4 separate regions of the Homo sapiens genome follow, and regions 1, 2 and 3 are each linked to region 4. A link is a contact called in ENCODE Hi-C or POLR2A ChIA-PET data. All regions are on one chromosome and are shown on one strand. Each heading gives the region's core, a stretch centred on a gene start or an enhancer-like site at or near the end of the contact. The rest is flanking DNA. Distances are from core to core; before and after follow the strand shown.

Region 1 (7,424 bases), core at 4,719-7,218, 990 kb before region 4:
CTGAGCATTTATCAAACTATGTATTGTATCATAATTATCTGTATACTTACCTAACCTCCTCCATCAGTTATTTAATAAGCACTTACCACATTTGTGGAACTAACTAGGAGCTGAAGTTTCCCCATTAAATTATTCCATTATTATTTTAATTTTTATTTTCTAGAGAGAGGGTCTCACCCTGTTGCCCAGGCTGGAGTTCAGTGGTGCGATCATAGCTCACTGCAGCCTCAACCCCCCAGGTTCAAGCAATCCTACCACCTCAGCCTCCTGAGGAGCTGGGACTACAGGAACGCACCACCACACCAGCTAATTTTTGTTTTTTTTTTTCTTTGGTAGAGATGAAGTTTCACCATGTTGCCCAGGCTGCTATTATTTTAAAACAGGTAATATCCAAATGATAAATGTAAAATCAAGAGAGAAAATATTCTATATGCTTTTTATTGCTTCAATCCCTTTTAAGAGTTTAGTCGAGATAAAACTTACATATCATGAAGTTTATCTATTTAAAGTGTACACTTCAACATTATTTAGTGCATTTATAGAGTTATAGAACTATCACTGTAATCTATTTCAGGACTTTCAATCACCCTAAATTTACTATCCACATTGGCAGTCACCTCACCCCAAACCTCCCTATCCCCTCTAATCCAAGGCAACCACTAATTTTCCCTCTTTCTCTATAGATTTGCCTATTTTGGATATTTCATATAAATGGAATAAAAATGTGGTCTTTCATGCCTGACTCCTTAGTGTAATGTTCTTGTGATTGAGTACCTCATCCCTTTTTATTCCCAAATATTCCACTGTGTGGATACACTACATTTTACCTATTCACTCATCAGTTGAGGGACATTCAGGTTGTTTCTACTTTTTGCTTATGAATAATGCTGCTATAAACATTTGTATACAAGGTTTGGTGTGGGCATGTTTTCATTTCTACTGGGTACACACCTAGGAGTGGAAATACTGGATCATATGGTAACTGTTTAACATTTTGAGGAACTGCCAAACTGTTTTCCAAAGCAACTGCACCATTATACATTTCCAGCAGCACTGTATAAGGGTTCCAACTTCTTTACTATTGTTTGAATCTTTACTACATACAGAACAAGAACGATCTCATATGATATCCTTGCCTTCAGGGAACTTATATTGACAGACTAAGACAAGAAATAAACAGAAACAAATAAACAGGTTAATTTCAGATACTAAGAAAATGAAAAAAATGTCATAAAGTAACCAGAAAGTAACCAAGGAAGAGGAAGTCTCAAGCTAAAGTGGTCAGAAAAGATCTGAGAAGGTAATGTTGACCTGAGATGTGCAGAGCTACAGGGGGAATATTCCAGGCAAAGGAAAAAGGCAAGAAACAAAACTCCGAGACAAGGATAAGTTTGGCATGGCAAAAAGGAAGCCTACGTAGCCAAGATACAGTGAAGTGGTAGATAAGGTAGGACCTGAGGTTAGATGGGTAAAGTCCAGATAATGTTGGACCTATGAGACCATGATAAGGTCTTCGGATTTTAGCTGAAATGCAGTAATTGCTTTAAAATCCCTTCTACTTCTTTAAATACCAGCGTTCATCTCTGCAAACATTTACTGAACTTTCACGTCTTTTTTTTTTTTTTTTTTAAGAGATAAGGTCTTAGGGTCTTGCTCTGTCACCTGGAGTGTAGCGGCAACATCACAGCTCACTGCAGCCTTGAACTCCTGGGCTCAATGGATCCTCCCACCTTAGGCTTGCAAGTAGCTAGGACTACAGGCATGTGGCATCACACCTGGCTAATTTTTTTTTAATTTTATTTTTGTAGAGACAGGCTCTTGTTATGTTGTCCAGGCTCTCTCACTTTTTCTCTTTTTTTTCCCCCCACCCCGAGATGGAGTCTCTCTCTGTCTCCAAGGCTGGAGTGCAGTGGCACGATCCTGAGATCCTGGCTTACTGCAATCTCTGCCTCCAGGGCTCAAGTGATCCTCCCACCTTGGCCTCCTGAATAGCTGATACAGGTGCAGCGGGTGCCACCACGCCTGGCTAATTTTTTGTATTTTTGGTAGAGATGGGATTTCGCCATGTTGATCCACCTGCCTCAGCCTCCCAAAGTGCTAGGATTACAAGCATAAGCCACCACACCCTGCCTCTTTCATGTATCTTCTAATTACACCTAACAGTAGCAAATATTAAAGAGGTTATTTGGGTAAATCCACAGCACTCAGTGTCACTAATTTATGGCCCAAGAGACAGCACCTAAAATATGCCTGCCAATGGCACAAGCGTTAAGAATGAATCCTCACAAACTGATTACCTAGCCTTAATCAATTTAAGATATACGTCTTACTGACAGTAGTGAGCAGCTCTGTCTTCGAATACCAAGGTCACTTTCAACAAAGCAAGACAGATTATTCTCACACTTTAAGCCTAGATTTCATTCCTATAAAGTGAATTCTAATTAACTGATTGCTTTTCTCCATTCTATTAATTACAAATTAATATTCAACTCCTAAACATAAAATGTACGGACACAAAATATTCTACATGTTTCTTTATTGTTTGAATCTTTTAAAACAAGAATTTTTCACATGCCACTGCTACCTTTGGGTTTTCCAAGAGACAGAAATGGTTTAAAAATTTTTGTGACATAAAATGTCACTCCTTGATAAAAGAACCTGTTACCTAGTCAAAATTTATCAAGTTAAAATTCCTTTCTACATTCCCAGCTTGATCTCCCATGGCCCTCCCTGCAGGCACTCTGTGCTCCTGCCAAACCGACTACTTGCCAGCCTCATACTTGTTCCCCCTACCTCAGCTTTATGATTCACATTCCCCAACAGGAGAAATCCAATCAGTTCTTCAAGGTCCACTCTCCCCTCTAGGTCTCTTCTCCAGTCCTCTCCCTTGAGCAGAACCGATTCCTCACCTCTGTTACTCCAGTAGCACTTCTACAACTCAGATGTTGCCTTACCATATTCTACGTAATGCACAACTACACGAAAGATAAATCTGTGTTTTATACAGAGATGATGCAACTACTTCCTTTGTGTTCACCCCCAGGTATATAGTACAACTATTTGCAATTACTGAGTGCACAGTTGAAAATAACATCCATTTTAGCACCATTTGGTACAATGTTGTAAACTCATTACAAAATACAAGGTCAAGGCCTGGCGTGGTGGCTCATGCCTGTAATCCTAGCACTTTGGGAGGCCGAGGTGGGTGGATCACCTGAGGTCAGGGGTTCGAGACCAGCCTGGCCAACATGGTGAAACATTGTCTTTACTCAAAATACAAAAATTGGCCACGCGTGGTGGCGGGTGTCTGTAGTCCCAGCTACTTGGGAGGCTGAGGCACGAGAATAGCTTGAATCCGGGAGGCGGAGGTTGCAGTGAGCTGAGATCGCGCCAATGCCCTCCAGCCTGGGTTAACAGAGCGAGACTCCGTCTCAACAAAAAAAAGAAGAAAAAGTCAAAAGTTAAGCCCTCTCTGGGGACAATTAAGGCAGAGTTATCCGAGTTATCTTTCCTTCTTTCCAAATTTTCAACTACTGTAATTCTTTAGTAACTGCTTCTTAATAATGACACACTATTACTTATTTAAATGAAAATTCCACTTTCATTATCTATTCAGGAATCGCTCAACAATTCTTGTAACTCTATTTAAAATTTGTGAGTGATACGTGTTATCAAAAATGTATGGCTCTAAAGCCAGAGAACAGAGAAGGTGAAAAGTCTCATCACACAGCTAATCACAAAGACCAAAATATTATTCCATTCAGTATTCTATCCACTAGCTAACATAAAGAATACAAACATCAGTAACTTCAAAAGCATGTGGTGGTGCTTGGTGTGTAGCAAACACACAAATATTTGAATTAATGAAGACGATTTAAAATACTTAGGCTTTTTCTTTCTTTTTAACAAGGTAAGCCTAATTAATCCTTAATCACGCAGATCACATTAACAAATTTACTGTGCAGTTAAAGCTACAAAATAGTCTGGGAACACACATACTAACAACCAAAACATCTGCTTTCAGTAATGGCACTGACCAGAAACCCATCTACAAGAGTCACTTTTTCCTTCTTCGTTTGTTCCCAGAGGCCCAATAAACATTATAGCCGACCCTATTTTCTAATTTCAGCTTGCATTTAAGATAACGCTTTTGTTTCATTTACAGCTCACATGCTGCTGACACAGCTGTCCCTTCTTTGTAATAAACACAGGGCTTCTATATTTAAAAATACAGTGAAACTTTGTTTTAACGTCCCCTCCCCAGTCTCCAGCCAATTTTCTCTTTCCCAAGCCCCACCTCCACCCCAGGATGTTTTGCCGTTGTTTTAATCAATTTTTTTCTTTAAATCAACCGCGCTCAAAATGTTAGACCCTTTGGAAAGTCGATATACTTATTTAAAGCCATCTCATCAGAGTGGTATTTTTCTCCTCCATAGCTCGTGGTGTGTATTTTTAAAGGGAAAGAAAAAAGATTCTCGTTCCCAAAGGCCTTTTTTCGAGGGTACTTTCCGTGACTGCGACCAGCGCCCCTTAAGTCAAGTTGGGAAGACCTCGCAGGCCGGCCTCGCGCTTGCTCAGGCGCCGCGGGTGGAGACGCGAGCGCACACGCGGCGGAAAGGGGCGCCGGGCGGCTGCGCGGCCGGGAAAGCGCGTCCCCCCGGGAGGGCGCGGAAGGCACACTGTGTTCCGTGGGGCCTCGTAAATACCCTGCGGCCAGAGAACCACTAGAGCTACTGGTCCGGGCGCGGGCTCTGGGGCGCCCAGGGCAGGGGGGTCAGCCCGTCCTGCATAGGAAGAGTCGCAAGAGCGGCTGAAGAGGGTGTGGGCCGGACGGGGGCGCTGGGAGGAGATAACGCAAGGCCGGAGTTAATCATCACCTCCCGGGCGTCTGGAAAACTACGGGCCGGAGGGGCGGGGGAGCAGCCCAGGGGAAAGTGAAACTCCCTCAGGGCCCACCAGCCCCGTGAGCCGGAGGCGGGAGGGAGAAGGATCGGAAGCGCATTCGCTTCTCCAGCAGGCACGGCGTGGCACTCGAGGCTCCAAAAGCCGCAGCCCAGCTCCTGGCGCCACTAACTACAGTAATGCTTATTTTCTACAAACTCACCCAGACGGGGACAAGAAAGGAGCCAGAACACAAGATTTAAAAAGTCAGCCCTCCAAACCGATAGTTGCAAAAAAAAAGAAAAATAAGGAAGCGTTCCCATACCGGGAGTCGAACCCGGGCCACCTGGGTGAAAACCAGGAATCCTAACCGCTAGACCATATGGGAAGTGCTATGAGAAACTGCCGTGACCCACCTGACAAGCATAAGTGCCTCTGCCTCCTTCGCCGCACCTCTCGCCACCGCCGCCTCTGCGCTACTGAAGCTGCTGCTGCCGCCGCCGCCGCCGCCGCCGCCGCCGCCGCTGCTGCTGCCCACACGCTCCCGAGCTAGGGAACAAGCCCCATCCGAGCGCGTGGGCGTCGTAGGGGAGAGGAGGGGCGGGGCCGCTCCGCTGCAACAGCAAAGTTTGAGGCGAAGCCTAGCGACTCGCAGCGCCGGTCCCGCAGTTTCACCTCTTTTTTTTTTAACTCCGCCAGAGGACCCCGACCCACAGGTCCCGGTTGCTCCGCTGGTCAAAGTGCGTGCGGAGTAGTTGGCAAAGTTGAGAGCGGAGACGTCTCTGGGAACAGCTGTTTGCGTTCCGGGCGGAGGCGGCGCGCTGAGCTCCTTGGCCTTGAGCCAGCGAGCCTAGAAGGAGGATGGAGGTTTTGGGCCCCAGGGGAGGACACAGAGACGGCGGGATGGCGCAGGGACTTGAGGCTTGAGATCCCGTCCTTCAGCTCAGGTCCCGTCGCGCTTTTACCCCTTCCCGGTGACCTCAACCCCTTTATACCGACCCCACCTCTTTGGAGCCGGGAGTACCGCCCCTGTAGGGGGAGGGGAGAGGAGGCGATTTCGAACGCGGATTGGATCGTCTGGGCACCCGTAGTTGGGAACAGCGGAACGCTGGTCCCGGGGACTGAGTAAGGTGTCTGGATCGGAGGGAGGTTCGGGTGGGCATCGGGCGGCTGGAAGAGCTCGACTCGTCCCGCTGGGAAAGCGCGAGTCTGAGTGGAACCCTGGACGACTTGCAGAGCGGCTGGCGCAGTCATGTGAGTTGGGTCTCAGGCCCTGAACAACGAGGTGTTGTTTCTCTGGGCCGCCCTTTCTCGCCCGGGTCTTCCCCTCCTCTCCTCCCGCCCTTCGGCCGGGGGCGTGACAGACGCGTTCTTAACTCGCTCGGGACCGGCCCCAGACCTGCAGGGCCGGTTCTCAGGGCGGGGTAGAAATGTTACCCCGCTGAACGCCCTGGGGTATGGGGCACGGGCTCTAGGGGGAGGCCGGCGGCCGGTTCAGGGGGCTGGTTGGACGGCCGCGGGTGAAGCGACGCAGTGCTCTCTCTACGACGCTGTCGGGGGTCGCATGCACCCCTTGGGTTTCCGAAGCCCCTGAACCCTAGGGTATTGTGAAACTAGGGCTGGGCTGCGGCCTCCCCCGCCCACTGGAAGCGGCCAGCCCTGGATAGCGTAATGGTTTTTTTTTTTTTTTTTTTTTTTTTTTTGTCGGCCGTCTACGAAGTCCCATGGCTTTTCCAGTTCTCTCTTGCCTTGAGGCTCAAGAACAGTTTGTTTTAACTGAGAGTCTGGGAGGAACTACAGTTTTCCCCAGAGTAGTCTTGTACGTTGTTCTCTTGGTGGGAATAACTTGATTTAAGGCAAACTTTATGAGTTTCTTCAGGTTTCCATTACAGCAACCTCCCCCAAAGCCAGAAAGGATAAATGTTCTTCTAAGATGTTCCTTAGTTTTTCATAACGATGACGATAACAAGTGAGGAATTTTTGAAAGCCATTTTATTGAAGGGAGTTTTGTAATGAATCAGATACAGACTTTTTCTACTCCGCTGGCAACAGAATTTCAATTGACTGTGCTCCAACCAGATAAATAATAAAACGACTATACATAACAAGACAAGATTCAGTAGCAGGGGCATATATTTCAAACTTTAAAAACTGTAAAGCATGCAGAATTTAACCTTTTTTAAGTTTTACATGAGCTTAGCCTTGTTGTCTCTCTTTTTCAGGGCGGACTACTGGAAGTCACAGCCAAAGAAATTCTGTGATTACTGCAAGTGCTGGATAGCAGACAATAGGCCTGTATGATAATTCCGCTGTTAGAGATTCTAATAATAATTGTGTTGAATGAAGTGCTCCTTTTTGATGTAAACTCAGTTTACAAAGCACTTTTATGTACATTGCTCTTGCATTTTCAAAACATCAGAAGATTTCTGTCTTCTCAGTCCCCTATGAAAGCTGTGAGCCTTCTTCCTTTTCATCAACCTGACTTTGATTATATATTAAATTATTTCTCTGTGGCCTTTTGGGAAATGGGCAATGAGTTGGTC
Region 2 (7,709 bases), core at 992-3,491, 920 kb before region 4:
CACTGAATCCACCTAAGTCCCATTCAGTGCTAGACTCACTTGGTATTTCTTCTTCTTCAGTGAGGAAACTCTGACCAGGTTCAAGGCAGGAAGGATAAACACGAGCAGAGAGGCAAAAAAAGTTAGAATCAAACTGCAAGAGGCCTAATGTGGTACCTATATTAATCCATTGGTCTCCCCTAATATCATATTCATACACAGTCACCCGGTTCTTTTTCCACTGTGGGGTGCGAGAGGTGATGAGCAACAATTTTTGGCCATGCTTGATAATTCTGTAGTTGTTGGTCTCTGAGACCAAGGGAATATTATTCATTTGCCTCCATTCTGCCCTAACTGGGTTGTAGACCTTCATGACTGGGATATCACAGATACAATAGATCTCCTCATTGAAGACGCAGGCTTCCTGAAAGTCATTGCGCTTCAGAGAAACGCACTTCAGCCACATATTGTGGCTAGGATCATAACAGAACATGCGCTTACTGTTGAGAGCATAGAGATAGTCTCGAATTACCATTAGGTCAAAGGATAAAAAAGAATGGGGCAGTGGAGCCACCAATGCCCACTGGTTTCTCTTAACATTGTAGCATTCCACTTCCTTCAACTTAACTCCAGTAATAGGGTCTCGCCCCCCCAAAATGTAGATATAGCCATTGAGATATGCCACATCCATGCCCTCACGACACAGCAAGCGATCTGCAAGTTGCTGCCAACTATTCTGAGCTGGTTTATACACCCAGAGGTCTGTCCTGGGCTGAGCAGCTAGATAGATGTCATGGTCAGGAGAGATACAGACAGCTAAAGTGGTGACAGTCCTAGTGTGAGCCAGACAGGTCAAAGGTGACGGCACTTTGTAAAGGTCCCCCGAGTATGGATCACAGCAGAGAAAGGGATCTCTGGGGTGTCCAAAGAAGATCACCATCTCCTTGGCACACATACCCAGTCTCTGGGGTGGATTTTCTGCTGCAGATACAAGAGAGTTGCTGCTGCTACTGCTGCTGCTGCTGTTTGGCACTGGCACCAGAGACTTGTACAACAGGTCACCATAGCGCATCTGCAGGGCCCCTTCAATAACGTCCAGGCAGTACTTCTTCACGATGGGCTTGGTCAGCAGCCCTTCTAAGTAGTCCTGATCTTCTTCAGTGAAGTGCATCCAGCGCACGCACTTGAAGACTTCTGCAGCACTGGGACCCCGCTCTTTGGGAGCAGCCTCCAGCCACTGCACTGCCACATGGCACACTGTCTGCTCACTCTCCACGTCCAGACTATCCAAGCGCAGGACAGCCAGCAGCTGGGCCAGGGTCAGATCTGCTAGAGTCTCCTCCCGAATTGAACCCATGTGGCTGAGTTGCTTGAAGTTCTGAGCTATATAGGACTGGGCCTGGGATCGCAGCTTGCGATGGCCAAAGGCATCTGCAAACTTGAGGATGGCGGTGCAGTTGGTCAGGTCAAGACGTCGGGCTAAGAAGGAGGCACAGGCTTCCCGCACATATTCCAGCTGTAGCATGTCGGAGGCCGCGTACAGGCGCTCCACGTTGGCCTCACTGAGAGACACACGACCCGTGTAGCAGTAGTCGACCAACACCTCGAAGGACTCGGCGTCCACATCGTGCATGGTCACGCTGGCCTGCTGGCTCTCGTACATGCCACCTGTGAACATGCTCTTGAAGTAGGGACATGCCGCGGCCAGCACATTGCGGTTGCAGGGGAACAGGCGACCCGTGCCAGGCCCGCTGCCAGGCGTCACCACCTCGATGGTCACATCACACAGCAGCCGCGCATCGTAGAAGGACTTGAGCTGTGCCAGCAGGGCTGCAGAATGGGCCGTGTCCTTTAATTCCTCTGGACCCGTGAAAAAGGCCGAAACTGTGGGTTTGTGAATCTTCTTGGGCCGCTTCCCACCACGGGGACTGGCTAGGCGGCGAGAGCGCGGGGCGTCTTCCCGGGACTGCATGGTGGAGATGGCGACGGGCGCTGATGGCGAGAAACGCTGCAGGACCCGGCTCTGGCTCCTCCTCAACCTTCCCTCGCTGACGCTAAGATAGCAGCGTCTCCGAAGAGACAGCAGCACGAGCCCATTTACTGAATTCAACCCTACCCCGCAGAACCGCCTCCCGTTATCGTTTAGACAGTGGCTGACTCACCCTCTCTCACTCCCGCGTCCTTTCTCCGCGTCTGCTCGCCTTCACAGGACCCGCTGGCTTGGAGCCGCAGAAGCCGCTACTGCAGCGTGGGCGACAATGCTAGGCGCCCAGGAGAACTACCGCTCCCAGGTTGCCTTTCGCGCCCCGAGGGCTGCTGGGACTCTCGGACTCCCGGGCCGAGACCGAGGGAAAGAATCCGCTTTGCATGTCGGGAGTAGTAGTTTGTGTAATATCGCGATCCTTCTCTGGTGTTCCTTGTTTTAGCTGACGACACTCGAGAGCGCCAATTTTCCTAGATTCGATTTTGTGGTTTGGAACTGTGGTTTTGGAATCCAGAGTAGTCGCCTCGTTCTAGTATGTATTGTTTGACTTGTCTCTTTGAACTGTTTCTTCTTTTGTAAGACGTGAACAGTAGTATTTCATAGGATTGTGTGAAGATTACATGAGTTGGTTATAGGACGCTGTTAATAAATATTTGTTGGTTTGTAGAATAATTACTCAGTTCTTAGAATTATAAAGGTTCGATAAGTTTTCTTCCAGCCTTTATTAAAAAAAAAAAAAGGAAGCACCACTAATTTGAAATTATGAGCCTGTAGGAAAACAAAAAACCCCCCAAAACAGAAAACCTTGCAAGTTCCAGCAGAGATCCCTTTTTAGGGGCGTGTGTGTGTGTGTGTGTAAATTAGATTTTATTTTTAGGTTTACGGAAAAATTGAGCAGCAGGGACAGGGAACTTCCATATATCTCTCCCCACTTCACAGTTCCCTTATTATTAACATCTTGTATTAGTGTATGTATCCATTAGAAGTGATTTTTTTTTTTTTTTTTTTTTTACTCACTATGCCTCTCCCTGGTACCAAAAGATAACTCAGGGTTTGTAGGATTGGTTGGCTATCGCTGGAATTAGATCCCTGGCTTTTTCACAATTGCCTGTCCTTATTTGCCATGACTAAAAGGAGACCACCTCCAGTCACCTGACTTTGAGACTTTCCTTCCATATCTGCATTTCAAAACCTGAAGTCCTCTGTAGCCACTTCTCCCACTTGGTCTCTCCAATATTCAGTACCCCTTTCCCTTTTTTACACAAAAGAAGAGACATGCTTTAGGGGGTCCTCACCCCAAAACACAATGGAAGCCAGAGGCCTGGTTGGTAATTTAGCATCCTTTTAGACCCAGTGGCTCAAGCATTTCTCCCCTTGCTTGTATGAAGTTGCCTCTCCATCAGAGCTGACTTTATTTCTAGTCATTCACTCAACCTTTACTTACCCCGTGCAGTTCAGACATTAGAAGTCACTGAGAACACCTAACACGTTTCCGCTTCGGACTCACCTCCTGTGAAACCCTGCCACTGTCTTCCTCTCTCATCACTGTCCACCGTAGTCAAAACAATCAAGCCACTCTTCTTCCCATTCCCTCTGAAGGACAACCTTGTGACTGAATCACCGTCACACAGTCATTCACATTTCCTCACTCTGACATCACCAGAACTCCTCTCAGAGACCTTGATATCACCTTTGTAGATGGTTCTTACCTCAGGAGTACAAATGGGGAATTTTAAGCAGGATACACTATTGCAGATTTTCAACAGCCTATTAAGTTGAAATCTCCACTTAAGTTAACATGGCCCAAATCATTGAATTCTTAAGCACTCACCCAAACTTGCATGTTAGCACAAGATAAGGGAACTAACATTTATAGAGACAGCCAGTTTACTTTTGGAATTGCACGTTATTTTGGTATGCTATGGAAAGAAAGAGGTTTATGACAACTGAGGAGTACCACTCAGAACCCAACTCACTAACTTATTTAAGTCTTTTTTTTTTTTTTTTGAGATGGAGTCTCGCTCTTGTCACCCAGGCTGGAGTTGCAGTGGCGCGGTCTTGGCTCACTGCAACCTCCGCCTCCCGGGTTCAAGCGATTCTCCTGCCTCAGCCTCCTGAGTAGCTAGGATTACAGACACCCACCACCATGACCGGCTAATTTTTTTTTTTTTTTTTTTACTTTTAGTTGAGATGGGGTTTCGCCACGTTGGCCAGGCTGGTCTCAAAATCCTGACCTCAGGTAATCCACCCGCCTCGGCCTCCCAAAGTGCTGGGATTACAAGCGTGAGCCACCGCGCCCAGCCCCCCTGTTTAAGTCCTTACAGCTATCCAGAAATTAGCCATTCTCAAAAATCAAAGCTCACACTAGTGGCTGGACTAACAAAGCTAAAGGAAACTTAACTGGCTGAAAATATGCTAAGGTTGCTGCTTCCCAAGAAAACACCTCCTGAATCACGTGTATACTTCTCCTTGCTCAACCTACTCTAAAGACAGAAACTCTTAAGAAACTTAAGATATAACAGCTGCTAGCACCTGAGGCTGAAAAAGCAAAAAAGCAACAAGCTGGATGTTTTTTCTACTCAGATGGGCTTTGGAGACACCTAGACATCATTGATTTCTCTTGGTCCCTCACCCAAAATTTATTCTGCAGCCTCCATGAGATTACACATTATGGCAAAGAAAATCTTTCTCCGCAAATATTGTTGGGGATGCCCTAATACTGAGCAGTTAACTTCAACTTGCCCCATCTGCCAGAAACACAATCCTAGTCAACATGTAAAGTGGGACAAGCATGAGAGTCAACTCTCTCTAGTCCTTGTTTTCATTGGAAAATATATCAACTCTCAAAGTCTTATGGGTACAAATATGTTTTAACCATAGTTGGCATGTTTTCAGCATGGTTAAAAGCTTTTCTCTGTAAACAAGCTACTATCACCACTGAAGTTAACCTGATACCAGAAAGAATTTTCCCCTCCTAGGGATCTCTGTTTTTTTTAATAACAGTGGAGGAACTCACTTCAGTAGTAAGGTTATTCAGGATCTTCAACAAGTACTTCCAATGTTACAAAAACTGCAGTCTCCTTACCAGTCCTCTGGAAAATGAAACAAGCAGGCCAGTGGTACCGTTATATTCAAACTAGCCAAACTCTTTAAGGAACTCAACCTGCCCAGAGTCTCATGCCTAATGGCCCTTGACTCTTCTATTATCCCCAATTTCTCAGCATGTACTAAATGAAACTTAATTCTTAACATGATTAATGAGTCTCTTGAAATCTCCAAACTCAATGACTCCACTTTTTCAGGATCAAGTGTAGGAAAAAATGTAGGAGCACTTTTATCCCTAATAATAACCATTTTCTCTTCCACCACTTCCCAACCAGCCTTACAAACTGCGTTCAGTTCCACACAAAGACTCTGCTCTTCTGAGGGATCTACCCAGTTGTTAATCCCAGTAATTGTTAATAATTACTATACCTCAGACCCCACCTGTTTCCCCATAGGATACCACTTTTCATGCCTTCCCCAAGGGCATTTGGACTGATTGTCTGGGACTTCAAAATATTTAAAGCTGCTATCCCACCTGTCAATGGTGTGTCCTTCTGGAATTACCTCCAAATTGAGGCAACTACAGGGAATTGGGGAAAACCTCCCAGGGATATCAATGATTCTCTTTTCATATGCACCATGAGGGCCCTTGACACCCACTATGGCATTAATACAGTTAAAAAGGATAGTTCAAAAAAAAAAGAAAAGGTAGTTCAAGCCTCTCCTTAACCTTTGTAGAAGAAAATTATACCACTTTGGCCCTAGAAGTACAGAAAATAAGTTTAAACGCACAGGTCCAAATTGTTATGGCCAATCCTACAACTTTCAACTTCCTTCTAGCTAGACAAGGAGATATCTGTGCCATAGCCAAAATCTCTTTTTGCACTTGAATAAACACAACAGGACAAGTGAATGCTTAGTTACTAAACTCAAGGAAAAGGCTAGTTGGCTTTCTAAGGTAAATTCAAATAGCCTGAGGCATGTTCCCCTGGGCAAGATTTAGAAATAGAAGACCCGGTTTTGAGCTGTATTACAAACATTACTAATTGACATAGTTTGGATATTTGTCCTCGCTCAAATCTCATGTTGAAGTGTGATCCCCAGTGTTGGAGGTGGGGCCTGGTGGGAGGTGTTTGGATCACGGGGGCGGATCCCTCATGAATGACTTGTGCTGTCTGTCCACTTGGTGATAAGTGAGCTCCCGCTTTGAGTTCCCGCAAGATCTGATCGTTTAAAAATATGTGGTACCTCCTCCACCCATTCTCTCTCTCTCTCTCTCTCTCTCTTCTTCCCTCTCTTGCTTCCGCTTTCACCATGTGACATGCCTGCTTCCTCTTCACCTTCCACCATGATTGTAAGCTTCCTGAGGCTTCCCTAGAAACTGAGCAGGTACCAGTACCATGCTTCCTGTAAAGCCTGCAGAACCGTGAGCCAATTAAACCTCTTTTCTTTATAAATTACCCAGTCTCGGGTATTTCTTTATAGCAATGAAAGAATGGCCTAATACACTAATTATTTTCCTGTTTGTAGTCTTATACCTTGCAGTTGGGCAGTACATCATGCCTAGTCTTAAATACTACTACACAGCTATTTGTCTTCACAAATTATTATTCAACAATGTATCATGATCTGGTAGACCAAAGGGTGACTCTGCTTCCAACTGACTTCCCAGACAGAATTTCAATCTGAACTGACAATTTTACCCGTGGAGATCAAGATCATGGAATTAAGAAATTCCACAAAGTTTTGTTTTCCTAAATCTCCCAACTCTTTTGTGCTCTGGGAAATGGCTTACACAGTGAACCATCCTTCCTGTATGACGTAGATGACTTTCTGTCTACTTTTTCTCATGCCTACCATAAGACTCACTGATGACCTCCCTACCTTGTTTACCTGTGAAAAGGCCAAACACAGCCTTTTCATTTTTGCCTGAACCTGCTGGCAAGACCAGACACGAGTCTCCCACTTCCTGTCATTTATATCATGAATCATTAGCTGAAGTTAGAGCTATTAGTCCACCACATGCCCCCCTCAACCCCAAACTAGCTACACAGAGAGATAAACATTTTCTGTGCAGCTGACTGAGATGTCCCCTGTTTACAAAAACAATCCCAACTAGAAATCATTCAATTTAAAACAAGTCTACTCCTCCCTATAAACTATAAGGTCAAAGCATCTTGCCAAGCACTCTAATCTTTGAATGTGGGGTGCTCTCCCTATTGCAATAGCCTGAATAAAATCAATTTATTTGCTTGTTTGGTTGATAATGCCAAAACTTTATACCATATGCAAACTTTATACCATATGCAAAAATTAATTCAAGGTGAATATCAGTACTGTGGTGTTATTATACATATATATGTTTTCATCCATGGTCCTGGTTCATAACTTCTATAGCCCTTGTTACAGATTTTGTTATAATCTTGAGTGTGTTAGGCCTCAGGGGCAGGCCTCAGGAGACAGAATCTCTCTGACTTTCTCTAACTTTCCTTTCACCTGCCCCAAGGCAGGACTCTAATTTTCCCTCAACTTTCTGATTGTGAGTCATAAGACCTTCATTCCAGAGAGAATCCTGCCTTGTACTCTGGGGGAAGAAATGCTGATGTCATGAGGCTTCCATAAAAACCCAAGAGGACTGGGTTCAGAGAGCTTCCAGATAGCTGAACTCATGGAATTTCCTAGAGGGTGTCCTGCCTAGAGA
Region 3 (7,502 bases), core at 1,824-4,323, 1.0 Mb after region 4:
ATGTCATGGTGCCACATAAGGTAGGGACCAGCTGTGGTGGTGTAGCTGGCAAGTCTAAAATTTGTAGGGCAGGCCCACAGTCTGAGAGCTTTCAGATAGGATGAGATTCTTGAGGCAGTATTTCTTCTTCTTCAGAGAAACTTCAATTTTGTTCTTAAATCCTTGCAAATGATTGGTCCATATAGATTGGCCCACATAGATTATCAAAGATAAACTCCATAGGTGTTAGCCACATCTCCAAAATACTTTCATGGCAACCCCAAAATCAGTGTTTGACTAACTGGGTAAGCATAGTGTAGCCAGGTTGACACATAAAATTAACTGTCACCATGTTCCTGGGTTCAAGAACTTAAAGCCAAATATGCAACCTGGTTTGGCAAGCCTGTGATGAGTTCAGGGGCTGCAAGTGCTCTCCAGGCTGTCAGGAAGGACATGGTTGATGACAGGAGCAAGATTTTCTGACCAGTCACATTTATTCACATTTTGGTTTAAAAAAGCTGCTTTTTAAATTTGTTTATTTTTATTTTTTTGAAAGGCTCTGTCACTCAGGCCGGAGTCCAGTGGTATGATCTTGGCTCACTGCAAACCTCCGTCTCCCGGGTTCAAGCGAGTCTCCCCCCTCAGCCTCCCCAGTAGCTGGGACTACAGGCGTGTGCCACCACTCCCAGCTAATTTTTGTATTTTTAGTAGAGACGGGGTTTCACCATGTTGGCCAGACTGGTCTCGAACTCCTGACTCTCAGTTGATCTACCCGCCTTGGTCTCCCAAAGTGCTGGGATTACAGGCATGAGCTGCCATGCCTGACCTCAAAAGCTTCTTATATTATGAGAAAGTAGAGCCATGACTCACACTGTTATTTTGAGTAAATGCAAAACAGTACTTAAAAGATCATTCTTGTTATTATTTATTTACTTATTCTAGACCTTTTCTGACAGTGTGAAAAAGATTATTCTTAAAAAATCATTATCTATAGTGAAGATTTAACTTTGAGGAGTTTTTAATTATGCTGGAGAGTGGAGTAACATTCATTTGGGGTAAGCCTAAGAGTTTTGTTTCCTAACATGTTTGGCCTCTGATTTTGTTGTTTCGCCCTTTTATTTATTCACTAGTCTTGCTGTAGATACTAATGCTTGCCTGTGGTTTAAGAGAAATTAAGCAACTTAAAAACAGAGCAAATAGAAATGTAGTTAGCTTTGCCTTTCTTTTTTGCTTAATGTAAGGGTTTCGTGGGAATTGGTGTTTTGGGAGAAGTTCAAATGTATTTGCTTTTGGCAATGGAACAATAATGGTAAAGGTAGGGTGTCTTAATGTAGATTGGTTCAATTTAGATATGAAAGTCTGAAATTTATATTGGCTTGAAGATTTTAGGGCAGGATAATTTTATAAATTCTCGTTATTGTCATTTTATTGTGTCTGACACTTTTTCTTGAATGTAAATTCTCCTCCCCTCCTTATTCTAATCTGCATGTATAATACCTCTTTTACCCAAATTATATTGATTTGCCAGCAGTCTTTCTTGTTTCCTCTCTTTTTTTCTCCTTTCCACTTGCTGTTGTTTAAATTCAAAGAGTTTTCTTTGTGGAGACTGAACCTAATAGTAAGACAGCATAAAACACTGAGTTCAGCAGAAAGTGATTTGCTTGTGATTAACCCTTGAGAATTAACTCACTGCAAGATAACAAAGAATGAATGTTTTCCAAACATCTGGCTCATTCTTCTTTTCCATTAGTAGATGAGACCTCTCCATTTACCCTCTAGGTGTTAGGAATTCTCATACTGTTTCACTTAGGCTTTATCATACTCGTCACGGCATATTGTTAGAAAGTAAGTCCAAAAGAGAGTTCATGACATACCCTTTCTCTGCCACAGACCTCTCACAGTCCTTGCAGCAAAAGGCAGTTAGTGTCATTCTTTTAGTTGTTCAAGACAATAACCTTGACTCTTCTCTTTTCCTTTTAGTTGCTCAAGACAACTAAAAGGTCCTTTTAGTTCCTTTTGGTTGCAAAGACTTTATTTTCTTTGTCTTCCGAGAGACTTTTGGATATATTTACCTGGTCCAGGGTATTTTGAAGCATGACCATATGTTAGATTCTTAATTACGTTTAACTAGCATTGTCCATTATATTTTCTCATTTCAAAACCTTGACTCCATATCCAGTGTCTCAGCAAATCCTATTGGCCTTACCTCCGAACTCTATCTAGTATCTCACCACTTTCCTCATTTCCATCATTAATCGCTGTAGCCCAAGTGACCATTATCTCTTTCATGGATTATTTTAATAGACTTACAACTCATCCCCATGCCTCTGCTTTTCATCCTCTACAATCTATTCTCAACATGACAAGTAGAATGATCCTTAGAATTTTAATTGAAATAATCTTAGGCCTCTGCTCAAAACAATGATGTACTGTATCACTCGGAGAAAAGCTAGTCTTTATGTTGACCATATAAGGCCCAGCATGATCTGCTCCCCTTGTGACCTGTTCGACCTTGTTGCCTATTTTTTTCTCTTTCTCTTCCTGCTGTATGCACACTGGCCTTCTGGCTATTCGTTAGGCACACTGGGCACACCTGTGCTTTAGGGACTTTACACTTGTTCCCATTGCTAGTCCAAAATCTAAGGAATCCTTTTTCTTGCTTTAATTTTTTTCCAAAAGTCATTTTTTTCAGTGAAGCTTGCCCTACTCACTTTAAATTTGTTGCTCTTGTAGCAGGACAAGCCGCAGGCAAAACCTCTCAGACATCGAGTTGTAGAAGGAAGGGCTTTATTCAGCTGGGAGCATCGGCAAGCTACTGTCTTAAAATCCAAGCTCCCCGAGTGCACAATTTCCGTCCCTTTTACGGGCACACAACACTAAAGATTTTATATGAAAGGGTTGTGATTGATTGAGCAATCTAGGGGATATGTGACGGGGTTTCATGCACTGGTAGTCAGAGTGAAACAGAACAGAGCAGGGAGTTTCACAATGTTCTTCCATACAATGCCTGAAATCTATGGGTAACATCGGGTTCTAAGTCATGAGTTGATTTTTAACTACTAGGTTTAGGCCATGCAGGCTCGGGCGTGGTTTTGGGCCTGGGGCCAGGCTGCCTGTCTTTGATTTCACTTCCTTGTTTTTTTCTTAAAACAGGTACTGAGTATAAAATATAAAACAATGTGAGAGGGTCTCTCTCTTCCCTCACTCTCACCATACAAACACATACCTACTTCTTTATCTGCTTAATTTTTTTCCATAGCACAAATCACTGCGTAAAATAATTATATATTTTTCCTGTTAAAATTGTTTGTTGTCTGTCTCTCTTGCTAAAATGTACCTTCATGAGGATAGGGATTTTGTCTGATATATCCCTAGGGCTTAAAATCATGACTGGCACATAGTAAATACTGAGTATTTATTGAATTAATTAATGAACCAGTCAGAGATGGGAAATAGCCTTCAAGTGCCTGTTTGCTAAATTACCTAACCTTTTTATTGGGAGTTTATTTTCCTTAATGTTTGTTTAACAAATTAGTTATTCTTTCATGTTTTCCACATAACCTGTGGATTATCTTCATTTTTTTTTTTTTGTAAGGAAATTTACCAGACATAAGGTCCTAACTTTATTTTCTTTGTCTTCCGTGAGACTTTTGAATATATTTACCTGGTCCAGGATATTTTGAAGCATGACCATATGTTAGATTTTTAATTAAGTTTAACTAGCATTGTCCATTATATTTTCCCATTTCAAAACATAATTTCGGTCACCAGTATGGTACACATAAAATATGAGCTACAAGAGACATCTCGGTGGTGGTGAGAGACAGGACTAGTTGGACTTCCTAGGCCGACTAAGAATTCCTAAGCCTAACTGGGGAAGGTGACCGCACCTACCTTTAAACACAGGGCTTGTAACTCAGCTCACGCCCAACCAATCAGGTAGTAAAGAGGGCTCACTAAAATACAAATTAAGCTAAAAGCAGGAGGTAAAGAAATAGTCAAATCATATATCGCCTGAGAGCACAGGGGGAGGGGCAGTGATTGGGATATAAACCCAGGCATTGGAGCAGAGAGTGGGCAACCCCCTTTGGGTCCTCTCACATTGTACGGGAGCTCTGTTTTCATTCTATTAAATCTTGCAACTGCACACTCTTCTGGTCCGTGTTTGTTACGGTTCGAGCTGAGCTTTTGCTCGCTGTCCACCGCTGCTGTTTGCTGCCGTCGCAGACCTGCCGCTGACTTACACCCCTCTGGATCCAGCAGGGTGTCCACTGCGTTTCTGATCCAGTGAGGTGCACATTGCCGCACCTGATCAGGCTAAAGGCTCGCCTTTGTTACTGCACGGCTAAGTGCCCTAATCGAGCTGAACACTGGTTGCTGGGTTCCACCGTTCTCTTCCATGACCCACAGCTTCTAATAGCTATAATACTCACCACATGGCCCAAGGTTCAATTTCTTGGAATCTGTGAGGCCAAGAACCCCAGGTCAGAGAACAAAAGGCTTGCCGTCATTTTGGGAGCGGCCCACCCCATGTTGGGAGCTCTAAGACCAAAGACCCGCCCGTAACAGTGGTAAAGTTTCTTAAGATCATTTTCATGTCATTATACAAACTTTTAGAAAATGACGCTTTGCTAGATTTTGGAAATCCAAAGAAATAAAACACAGTCCCTACCTCCGGAAGCCTACATGTTGGAAGGGATTTGAAATAGGTAAATGAGTATTAACTAATGTAATATATATTACAGTAGAAAGATCTCCTGAGTACTATGGAGTACTGAAGAGTTTTGTTTGGGTGAGAGGTGAGTGAAGAAAGCTTTTTTGAGAAGATGAGCTTGAAGTTGATTGCTGAGTAAGATTTCCCAGGAGTAAAGCAGAGAGGAACAAAAGGAGTAAGAGTAAATAATATGAGAATGAAAAAAGGACCAACATGGAATGTCTGTGACGTTCACATAGGTGCTGGTTATTTTTCATAACCTTGTTTGAATCATTACGAGCATGTTAGGATACAGGTATTTGTATCTTAATTTTATAGATGAGGAAATGGGCCCAAAGAGAATAGCTTAGGATCACAGAATGTTGAATTGGAGCCCAGGCCTGATTAACTTGAAGCCCATGGACTTTCCATAGCAGCCCCATACATAGCATTCAGGTGTGAAGGAGTAGAAAGTATAAGGGGCTCATGCTTGCTGCATGGATGAAAAACTTGAAGGCTTATTTAGAAAGTAAAAGTTTAGTACGAGCCATGAGGAATGGGAAAGGGTACTAATTAATGATGAGGAAGATGATGGTACAGAGTAGGCTTGAAGGGCCAGCGGGCATCAGAAACCATAACTGTGTAATGATGCTATTTAGTGAGAACATAAGATTTTTCTTTAGCTAGACCTAGCAGTCTAGGATGAGGATTCTCTGTGGTAACTCTGCCACCATTTTGAAACCATTCGATTTCACTGACAATTTGCCATCTGTTGCTTTCTGCAGTGCTATTATGCATATGCCTGGAAGTTTTTAAATCCAAAATATTCATGCATTGTATATGGTCAGAGAGAATGCAGTGAAAGCTATGCTTTTTGTAATTTTTGACAAGTGTACTCTAAAGTAATGAATTTTAAAAACTTAGGCCGGGTGCATTGGCTTACGCCTATTATCCCAGCACTTTGGGAGGCCAAGGCAGGTGGATCACCTGAGGTCAGGAGTTCAAGACCAGCCTGACCAAAATGGAGAAACCTCGTCTCTACTAAAAATACAAAAAAAAAAAAAAAAATTACCCGGGTATGGTGGCTCATGCCTGTAATCCCAGCTACTGGGGAGGCTGAGGCAGGAGAATCGTTTGAACCCGGGAGGCGGAGGTTGTGGTGAGCCGAGATTGCGCCATTGCGCTCTGGCTTGGGCAACAAGAGCAAAACTCTGTCTCAAAAATAAACAAAAAACAAAAAGCTTAAATACCCTTGTCCCATATCACATAAATTTGTTTTTTGAATATATATCATCTTTTTTTCCCCCATGGTGACCATGACAGATTATTAAAAACTAAATTTCTAAATTTGATGTAAGTAGAATGTTAGGTTTTTGGTTTTTCTTACATAGAGACCACTGTTCCCAAACATTATGCTGGACCAGTTGTAAAAGAATTTTTTTGGTGGCATTTGTAACTGATTTCATTTTTAAGTATATATGTGCATATATTTATAGAAAGATCAGCTTGTTCTATAAGTAGAAGTATGTGGTACCCTAATTTTGTGTAACAACAACAAAAATATATCCAATAATTAGATTTTCTGCAGGCCTAGAAAATGTTAGCTACTTTTTTAAGCCATAAACGTCTGAATCGTCAGATAAAATGTTTCAAAACTAAAACTTGCCCAAGGCAGCCTTGTGAATTTTTTTTTAAAGAATTAAAAAAAAAGCCTCATATGGCATCCATATTCATCATCTACTGCTACATATGTGTGACACTTACGGCAGTTTTAGCCTATACTAGGGTACAGGAATATACTTACTTTTTTAAATCATACTTCCTGATTTCTTTTATTTTCATATCCCAATTTTTCCTAAGTCAAAGAAACAGCAACATTTCTGTTTCTGCAGAATTTAACCTGGTTATTGCCTAGTTGGTAGAAAATGACTGTAGTTGTGGTACCAACACTATGCCTGATTCACCATTTTACTATTATATTGTCTTTTCAATGTCATTTTTTCTCATTCTGTTACTGGCAGTTTAGTTTTAAAGCATCATTGTTTAAAAAACATTCAAAATAAAAGTCGAAATACATCTTCATGTTTACAACTGGATCAGATATGGTGTTGTGCATATAAAAGAAACAAAATACAGATCCTCTTAGCCCAAGGATATGATACTGAAGTTTAGTAAACGAGAAATAGCATAGTGATGAAAGCATGCTAATTGTTTTTCAACAATAGTAAAATAGAGAACATGTTAATGGAATTATCTGATATTTACACAGTTATGCCAAGTAAACCATAGGTTATTCAGAAACCCCAGTGTGTTTTAGATGTTATTTTATTTTTAAAATTAAAGCCAAAGAAAGGTATGGTCAGGAGTTCTGTGTTGAGTTACTTACTTAGACTTAGATTGACTCCCTTTCTCTTATACTTCTGTTTTCTACATTTGAAACTAGTTTCTTTTTCCTGTTTGAGTCATTCATATATGTGGAAGTTTGAGGAGAATTGTTACTGTTTTACAGCTCACAAAATCTGTGTCTGAAAAGAAATACCAATGGCTTTTTAGCAAATAAAAAAATGTTAGGTAGTAGATAAATTTTTTTCTAGGAAACAATTCATATTATTCTGGGCCAGTTAAAGTTTTGTTTGTTTGTTTGTTTTATTTTATTTGTTTGAGACAGAGTCTTGCTCTGTGGCCCAGGCTGGAGTGCAATGGCATGATAATCGGCACACTGCAACTTCCACTTCCCAGGTTCAAGCAGTTCTCCTGCCTCAGCCTTTTGAGTAGCTGGGGCTACAGGCACCTGCCAACACACCTGGCTAATTTTTTGTATTTTTAGTAG
Region 4 (7,330 bases), core at 147-2,646:
CATACTATTTCTTAAAACTTCTTAGAACTGTTAGCTCTAATATATCAAATTTCTTGTTGGGAGTAAGACTGCAAGTTAAAAAAAAAAATTAGAACCTTAGTTTGGAGGAACCTTAAAGGTCATGTCAACTGAAAAAATACGAAAGGAATGGTACTGAAAGGCATGAACATAACAGAGATTGAATGCTTTCTCCAGGTGGAGAGACTCCACAGTCTGGCAGGGACTTTTTGTCCTATTTAAAAATATAGCTAACACCAGTTTGGTGTTCTCTTTGGATGACAAGAGGGATCTGTCGTTTTAATGTCTTCTCTCGCAGCCCCCTCACCGCAGCCCCCTCACACCTGTGAGGCTTCTTTGACGTTGAGCGTGCACAACCCGCTGCCAGTCCGCGGTTCCCAAGTGCCCGCGCAGCCAGCTTGCAGGGGAGTTGTGCGCGGTGGCTACAGCCTGTTGATCCCACTTCCTCCTGCTCTAGTCCGGGCTAGGGAGTGGCTCTGCCAGGACTTCCAAGGCTTTTTGTCTCGGGTACTGGTGTTCGCATGGCTCGAGTGTATTGTTTTCTTCCAGGCAATCTCGGTTAGCGCTTCAGCTTAGACACTTCTTGTGCGTTCTGTCGTCTTGGGCTGCGTGTAGTCTCTTGTTTCTGCGCTTTCTCCACGCCCTTCCCAGTTTCCTGTTAGCCGAAGGGGATCGCTCTTTCTGAACGAAAAGTTCTCAGAGCGGAGCTGAACCTCCCGGAAAATGCTCTTCTCTTCCGTGTGCGCCGGATGGGGGTGGGGGTGGGCCAGAAACTGAACGCCGCCGTCAGGAGAGCTGAGGGGACCCGACGGCCCTGGCGGAGGCGGGAGAGGTACGGTCCTCGGAGTGGGGCTGGGGGTGGGGAAACCGACGAGGGGCAGCCCCCGACTGTCTTGGTGGCAGAGGGGACTTTTATTCAGCTGGAACCGCGCGGCGAGGCCCAAGTGTCTCTGGAGAGATTCGGGGTTCAGGAGGTGGCGGGTGCACCCAAGGGTGCTGGGAGGAAGCTCCAGGTTCCCATTCTTCCCCAGGGATCGGCGTTGCCCCTGCTGTCCAGAAGTGAGAGGGGGTGTGCGGGCATCGCCACTACGGGGTGGGCTGCAGAGGTTTCCTGCCTCCCCCACCCTCCTGTCCATCCTAGGGACCCAGACCGTAAGGGAGTGGAAGAGATGTTGCTCCAAACCCTGTCACCCCATCCTCTCTACCCGCGCTGGTCCTATCCGAGGCTGGGTGCGCAGGGGTCCGAGGCGGGCGGGGGTCCGTTACCTCTGCGTCCCACCGTGGCCGCCGCTCCGGCGGGAACCGAGCGGAGGAGCCGGGTGGACCCCTGCCTGGAGGGCGCCTGCCCCGGGCGACCCTTACCTCGCGGGGGTAGCTAGGGAAACGGAAGATGGCGGCGGCGGCCGGGCACGGGGTTCCGGGCTCCGCTCGGGCAGAGCCCACCCGCTGACCAACGCCGCCGCCCCCGCCGGGCGGTGCTGTGTCCCCGCAGGAGTCGGAGAGGATGGCAGGGGCCGGAGGCCAGCACCACCCTCCGGGCGCCGCTGGAGGAGCGGCCGCCGGAGCCGGCGCCGCGGTCACCTCCGCCGCTGCCTCGGCGGGGCCGGGAGAGGATTCGTCTGACAGCGAAGCGGAGCAAGAGGGACCCCAGAAACTGATCCGCAAAGTGTCTACCTCGGGGCAGATCCGGACCAAGGTAGGGCGGAGGAGGCGGGCCTGAGGGCCGCGTGGAAAGCGGGAGGTGGAGAGGGCGCGGGGGCGCTGGAACGCGCCGGGCGATCCCGGGAAGGCGGGGAAGGCGGGGAAGGCGGGGAAGGCGGGGAAGGCGGGGAAGGCGGGGAAGGCGGGGAAGGCGGGGAAGGCGGGGATGGTGAGACGGTGAGGCGGGGCGGGGCCTGGGGCGCGGGCGGGGCGGGGAGGGGTGGGGCGGGGCCCGGGGGCGCTGGACCGCGGTGCTGCGGGACGGATTCCCGGCGGCTGCGCGGGAGGCTGCGAGCCTGGGCTCCCAGGGAGTTCGACTGGCAGAGGCGGGTGCAGGGAACCCGCGGCTCGGCGGGAGCGTGGGAAAAAGCTGACGCGCAGTCGCGAGTTCCTACTTAGGGAACTTAAAAGGAGAGTTTCAATTTTTCTTCCCTGCCGTTCGGGGGAGCGTGCGCATGTGCTGGCCAACCAGCCTGCGCTGCAGTGAGCCCTGCTGCTTTCCCACTTAGGCCCACTCAGAGGGTGGGTGGAAGGTGACACCGGTCAGCCTTTCCTGCCCCTCTGCCTCCTGCTGCGGTCTGGAAGGCAGAAGCCCCGAGGCAGGCAAGTGGGACATGGTGTTCGCGGCTTAACCGCACCCTGCATGGCTCCAAGGGCTGGCCAGGCTTTCGTGTCGCAGGTTCCCGCCAAGTGCAGGCAGGGTTCAGAACCATGCGTCCATGGTTCTTTTTAATAATGAGAAGTTACCTCTGTGCTGTGTGGACATTAGGATGGTGTGTTACTCTTGTTAATGAAGCTTGTGCTGTCGACCTGTGAGGTCTCAAAGTTAATTTTTAATTTGATCATGAACATACCAAAGCAAATGCTTATGGATATTAAAGGATTTTTATGTATTCTAATTTTCATTGTAATTTAAAAATCTTCACAGAGAGAGTCTGTTATCAGTAGGGAAATTTAACGAGGATATTGAAAACGGAACCACAAAATCATTGGCTTGGGGTACCGTTTTTAAAAATAAATTTGCAAAAAATTCATTCTACAGTTATTTTTATGAAAAATTTTCCCTAAGGTCAATGAACTCCTATTTGGAAACATAATTTTTATTCAGTGCCTGTGGAGGCCGGTAACGGTGGCTCATGCCTGTAATCCCAGCACTTTGGGAGGCCAAGGCAGGCAGATCACTTGAGGCCAGGAGTTCCAGACCAGCCTGGCCAACATGGTGAAACCCCATGTCTATTAAAAATAAAAAAATTAGCTGGGCTTTGAGGCGTGCACCTGAGATCCCAGCTCCTCGGGAGGCTGAGGCAGGAGAATCGTTTGAACCCGGGAGGCGGAGGTTGTGGCGAGCAGAGATTGTGCCACTGCACTCCAGCCTGAGCGACAAAAAAAAAGCTAGTGGATTAATGTTTGTAGTAGCCTGCCTCCTTATTTTCTGAAATACATGTGTGTAAGAACAACACACAAGAACAACTGTTGACAAGATGCACTTACTAAAGAGTTAGGGATTCAGTCACTTTAGTTAAGAGTACATCTTGTAACTCCTTTTAATAGTGACGTTTTTGAGTTTGTAGTAAATTAAGAATATGGCATTTAATGTGTTTTTTAAGATTAAGGCTTTTACAAAGTTAGGGACTTTCCTAAAAGTGTTTTTAATATTTCAAATCTTAATTCTGAAAAAAGTTCATAAACTGTGTTAATGATGGGCAAAATGGCAGGTAAAAAAAAAAATTGTATAGGGGCCGGGCATGGTGGCTCACGCCTGTAATCCCTGCACTTTGGGAGAACAAGGTACCTGAGGATCACTTGAGCCCAGGAGTTCAAGGCTGCAGTGAACTGAGATCTTGCCATTGCACTCCAACCTGGGCAATGAAGCGAGACTGTCTCTTAAACAAACAAGCAAACAAACAAACAAACGTGTATGTTACATATTTATATGAAATGGTCAAAATTCCATGCATACTTATATCAGGATTAACCAGTAGATTTATACTGTTCGAAAGAAAACTGAGAGATGGCTCTAAATTGAATTGAATCATGTCAAACAACAAATTTGTTGGGAGTACCACTGTATTTTATAGGTTTCATGCGCTCGTTGTAATAGCTAAGATTATATGCTTATGGAGACTACAAGTAAATTTAAAAAGCACATTATTTGTGATTTTCTATCTGACTTTCTAATAAAAACATTTAGCACATACATTTTGCCATGAGAGATCATTTTTGACTATGAAATCAAATATTGCTTGAATTTCAAAAGTGTATTGAATGTCAGAAATTCAGCATTTTACAATTTCTCCTATGTTAGAGTGCATGTAAGTTCATCAACATTTTCATATATGAACACTTGAGATCAGGGTATAAGATTCTGAGACCAGTGAGCTTCAACCTCATACCCCGCCTCCTGCAACTGGACTGTTCATGTATGTCACAGACTTCATTATTTACGTCTTTTATCACATATACTGATTCTTGGGGAAGAAAGTGAGAGCAATAGGGGGAATTTATAGAATGAGAACTACTAAATTTAACGTTGGTTCCCAGTCTTCAATTATGATTCAGATGAGAATTAAGGAAGGATCTTTAGAAAAAGACAAATACTTTCTGTGTCTCCGCACAGGTGTGTAAGATGGGAGCACCTGGAGGAGAGGTAGGCCCTAAGATTAGCTCAAAGCCATCTTTTTTTTTTTTTTTTTTTTTTTTTTTTTTGAGATGGAGTTTCACTCTTGTTGCCCAGGCTGGAGTGCAATGGTGTGATCTCGGCTCACTGCAGCCTCCACCTCCCAGGTTCAAGCGATTCTCCTGCCCCTGCCTCAGCCTCCCGAGTAGCTGGGATTACAGGCATGCGCCACCACACCCAGCTAATTTTTTATTTTTAGTAAAGATGGGGTTTCTCCATGTTGGTCAGGCTGGTCTCGAACTCCCGACCTCAGGTGATCTGCCCACCTTGGCTTCCCAAAGTGCTAGGATTACAGGGGTGAGCCACGGCCTCAGCCCCAGTCATTTTTAAGACAGCACAAGCAGTTCTTGCTCATCTATCCTGCTTTGTCAGTAGGTCAAAACTGGTCAAATATGGAATGCTTCATATGGTTCAATCTAATATGTCATCATTTAACCAGTTTTTTGCAGAAGTAAATATGGGTTGTTTTAGGACAATGCACTAATCTCAGCTTTTTCATAGTGGATTTGATGGTTTTTAAGTAAAGAATGGAACTGGTATGCTTTTGAAATCAGTGTGGCTTAATAAAATCCTCATGTGTATTTTAGCACCCTCATCATAACTCCATACAGTATACTTTTTGTTCCCCTTTTCATTTTCCATTTATTCCTGGTTTCTTTGTATGTCTATGCTGTCCTCTCTACTATTTTCCTCTTCCTCTGTTTTGAACTTTTTCCTTTCTCTGAATAACCTAAGTGGAATTTCAGGTGGTCTCATCTAGCCACTCAGGTGCTAAACACTAAATGATTTTATGCCTGCCTTTATTTCCCAAAGACAAAAAGTCACTTATGTACAAAAGTGAAAGTGGTGCTGATGCAGGAAAGCCAAAATGGAGTCCTAACACTTGTCATATCTCTTCCCCCTCTTTACCTTCTTGAGTTTTTGGATTTGCATTCAGACATACTGTTGTAGAGAATTTCACAGGTATTTACTGAGAATAAGATATTTTTGAAACAACGCTAATACAGATTCAGACAAATTGGGTTTTGAGGATGAATGTGAAAGAAGCTTTGTGTGTTTTTTGTTGGCCCATGAATACTGCAACCTTTCATTTTATGGGAATGGCTGGAAGAAACTTGGTCAGGCTTACAGCCTAGGATTGTTCAACAATCATAAACCAAACAGTATAAACAAATGGGAACCATCTCAATGACTTTTTCTGCCTTTGGGTCATCTCGGCTAAGGTTGTGAAGCTGCATGTGTCAAAAATACTCCTGATGAGGTTTATTGTGTTCTCATTTATTTTTTATTTTTTGACATTTATATGTCTTCTTACAGCTAATGGCCACAAATGAGTCTCTAAATTTAGGTAAAACATACCTAAACACTAAAAAGATATTCAGAATTTTGCATCAACATTTTATCTAGGCTGAGGGCGGTGGCTTATGCCTATAATCCTACCACTTTGAGAGGCCAAGGTAGGACAATCAGTTGAACCCAAGAATTCAAGACTAGCTTGGGCAACAGTGAGACTCCATCTCAAAGAAAAAAACAAACCCAAAAGAAGACCAAAAAACACACCAGTATTCTATCTGGATTAAGATATATTTTTGGTGCAGCAAACCACCATGGCACATGTATACCTATGTAACAAACCTGCAGGTTCTGCACATGTAACCCAGAATTTAAAGTAAAATAAAAAAAAAATCTTACTACTACTACTAATTATATATATAACTATATATATAACTATATATAACTATATATGTAACTGTATATATATAACTATATATGTAACTCTATATGTAGCTATATATAACTATATATATAACTATATATAACTATATGTATAACTATATAACTATATGTATAGAACTGTAACTATACATAACTATATATAACTATATATGTATATATATAACTATATATGTATATATATAACTATATATGTATATATATAACTATATATATGTATATATATAACTATATATGTATATATATATATTTTTTTGAGACGGAGTCTTACTCTGTTGCCAGGCTGGAGTGCAGTGGCATGATCTCGGCTCACTGCAACCTCCGCCTCCTGGGTTCAAGCAATTCTCCTGTCTCAGCCTCCTGAGTTGCTGGGACTACAGGCGCATGCCACCATGCCCAGCTAATTTTTTTGTATTTTTGGTAGAGACAGGGGTTTCACCATGTTGGCCAGGGTGGTCTTGATCTCTTGACCTTGTGATCCACCTGCCTTGGCCTCCCAAAGTGCTGGGATTACAGGCGTGAGCCACCACGCCTGGCCAAAAACATGTATTTTTAAGCCCAGTAAGGATAATGATCACATTCTTCAATTGATATCTTGGTTTTAATTTAATATGAAGGATGTATAAGTAAACTCTTGTTCCTTTATGGTAAGGCAGTATATGAAAGTATTGATTTGCATTTTTCACTGCCTTACAAAGTACAATTTGTGCCATTAAAACATTATCTTTCATCACAAACCCTAGGTGAAGTATGCTGGGGAAGCCTTGCTCTGTGTTTTTGAAATTGTAGGTGGCAGCCCATTACTGGGTCATATGGTTCATGGCCAGCATTTAAAAGAGAAACAGAATAAATTAGGAAATATTATTTAAAACTTTTAGCTAGAGTTCTGTGTGGAAACATGGGAATCATAATGATCCAAATAGATGGGAAACAGAAACATGGCCAGAAGAATATTAGGAAATGAGAGTAAAGTGATACTGACAGCCTTATTGCTCTGAAACTCAATATGAAATGAGAAGCAAGTAGGAACTTTTACATTTTGATAGGTGATGAGCAGAAAGATATCTCAAGCAATTAACACACATCCAGGTCAGAAGTTGGCTAACTTTTCCCATAAAGGGCCAGATAGTAAATAGTTTAAATTCTGTGGGCCATAAGGTGTCTGCTGAAATTATTTAACTCAGAGAATGGAGGTTACTA

What was found. A loop is a pair of places that touch in the nucleus more often than their neighbours do. ChIA-PET counts read pairs that join two places held with the same protein, here RNA polymerase II (POLR2A). Pooled maps may share reads with other maps.
Region 1: a loop to region 4 is called in a map of ascending aorta, with 6 times the contacts of the local background. The contact joins the promoter of WBP4 here to the promoter of DGKH in region 4. A Hi-C loop is called at or near these places in 11 of 168 maps with a recorded cell type or tissue (CD4-positive, alpha-beta T cell, CD4-positive, alpha-beta memory T cell, CD8-positive, alpha-beta T cell and 8 more), 11 of 37 single-sample maps with no recorded cell type and 30 of 50 pooled maps. POLR2A ChIA-PET finds 5 or more read pairs at or near these places in 1 of 52 experiments (activated CD4-positive, alpha-beta T cell).
Region 2: a loop to region 4 is called in a map of CD8-positive, alpha-beta T cell, with 14 times the contacts of the local background. The contact joins the promoter of KBTBD6 here to the promoter of DGKH in region 4. A Hi-C loop is called at or near these places in 3 of 168 maps with a recorded cell type or tissue (CD8-positive, alpha-beta T cell and naive thymus-derived CD4-positive, alpha-beta T cell) and 16 of 50 pooled maps.
Region 3: a loop to region 4 is called in a pooled map, with 2.3 times the contacts of the local background. The contact joins the enhancer-like site here to the promoter of DGKH in region 4. A Hi-C loop is called at or near these places in 2 of 37 single-sample maps with no recorded cell type and 6 of 50 pooled maps.

Annotation. Positions count from the first base shown.
Region 1 is chr13:41,055,541-41,062,964 of GRCh38, forward strand. WBP4 (WW domain binding protein 4) reads left to right here and starts at 5,969. Exons shown (of 10, transcript NM_007187.5): 1 at 5,969-6,135; 2 at 7,104-7,176. The coding sequence starts at 6,134. It overlaps TRE-TTC1-2 (tRNA-Glu (anticodon TTC) 1-2), which reads right to left and starts at 5,269; the gene lies at 5,198-5,269. It also overlaps a transcript of ELF1 not described here. RefSeq lists a silencer at 4,584-4,763.
Region 2 is chr13:41,130,561-41,138,269 of GRCh38, forward strand. KBTBD6 (kelch repeat and BTB domain containing 6) reads right to left here and starts at 2,242. Exons shown (of 1, transcript NM_152903.5): 1 at 1-2,242. The coding sequence starts at 1,951. KBTBD6-DT (KBTBD6 divergent transcript) reads left to right here and starts at 2,368. Exons shown (of 4, transcript NR_120423.1): 1 at 2,368-2,495. RefSeq lists enhancers at 1,895-1,944, 2,305-2,544.
Region 3 is chr13:43,042,603-43,050,104 of GRCh38, forward strand. The region is part of intron 1 of DNAJC15 (DnaJ heat shock protein family (Hsp40) member C15); the gene reads left to right. Among named protein-coding and RNA genes, the nearest start is that of DNAJC15, 23 kb to the left of the region's middle. RefSeq lists enhancers at 2,996-3,045, 3,146-3,205, 3,547-4,222. Within about 2 kb of position 3,074, at least 16 of the 41 ENCODE cell types and tissues checked have a DNase peak (open chromatin) inside an H3K27ac peak, as active enhancers do.
Region 4 is chr13:42,047,252-42,054,581 of GRCh38, forward strand. It overlaps DGKH (diacylglycerol kinase eta), which reads left to right and starts at 1,397. Exons shown (of 30, transcript NM_178009.5): 1 at 1,397-1,714. The coding sequence starts at 1,523. RefSeq lists an enhancer at 544-633 and a silencer at 1,174-1,703.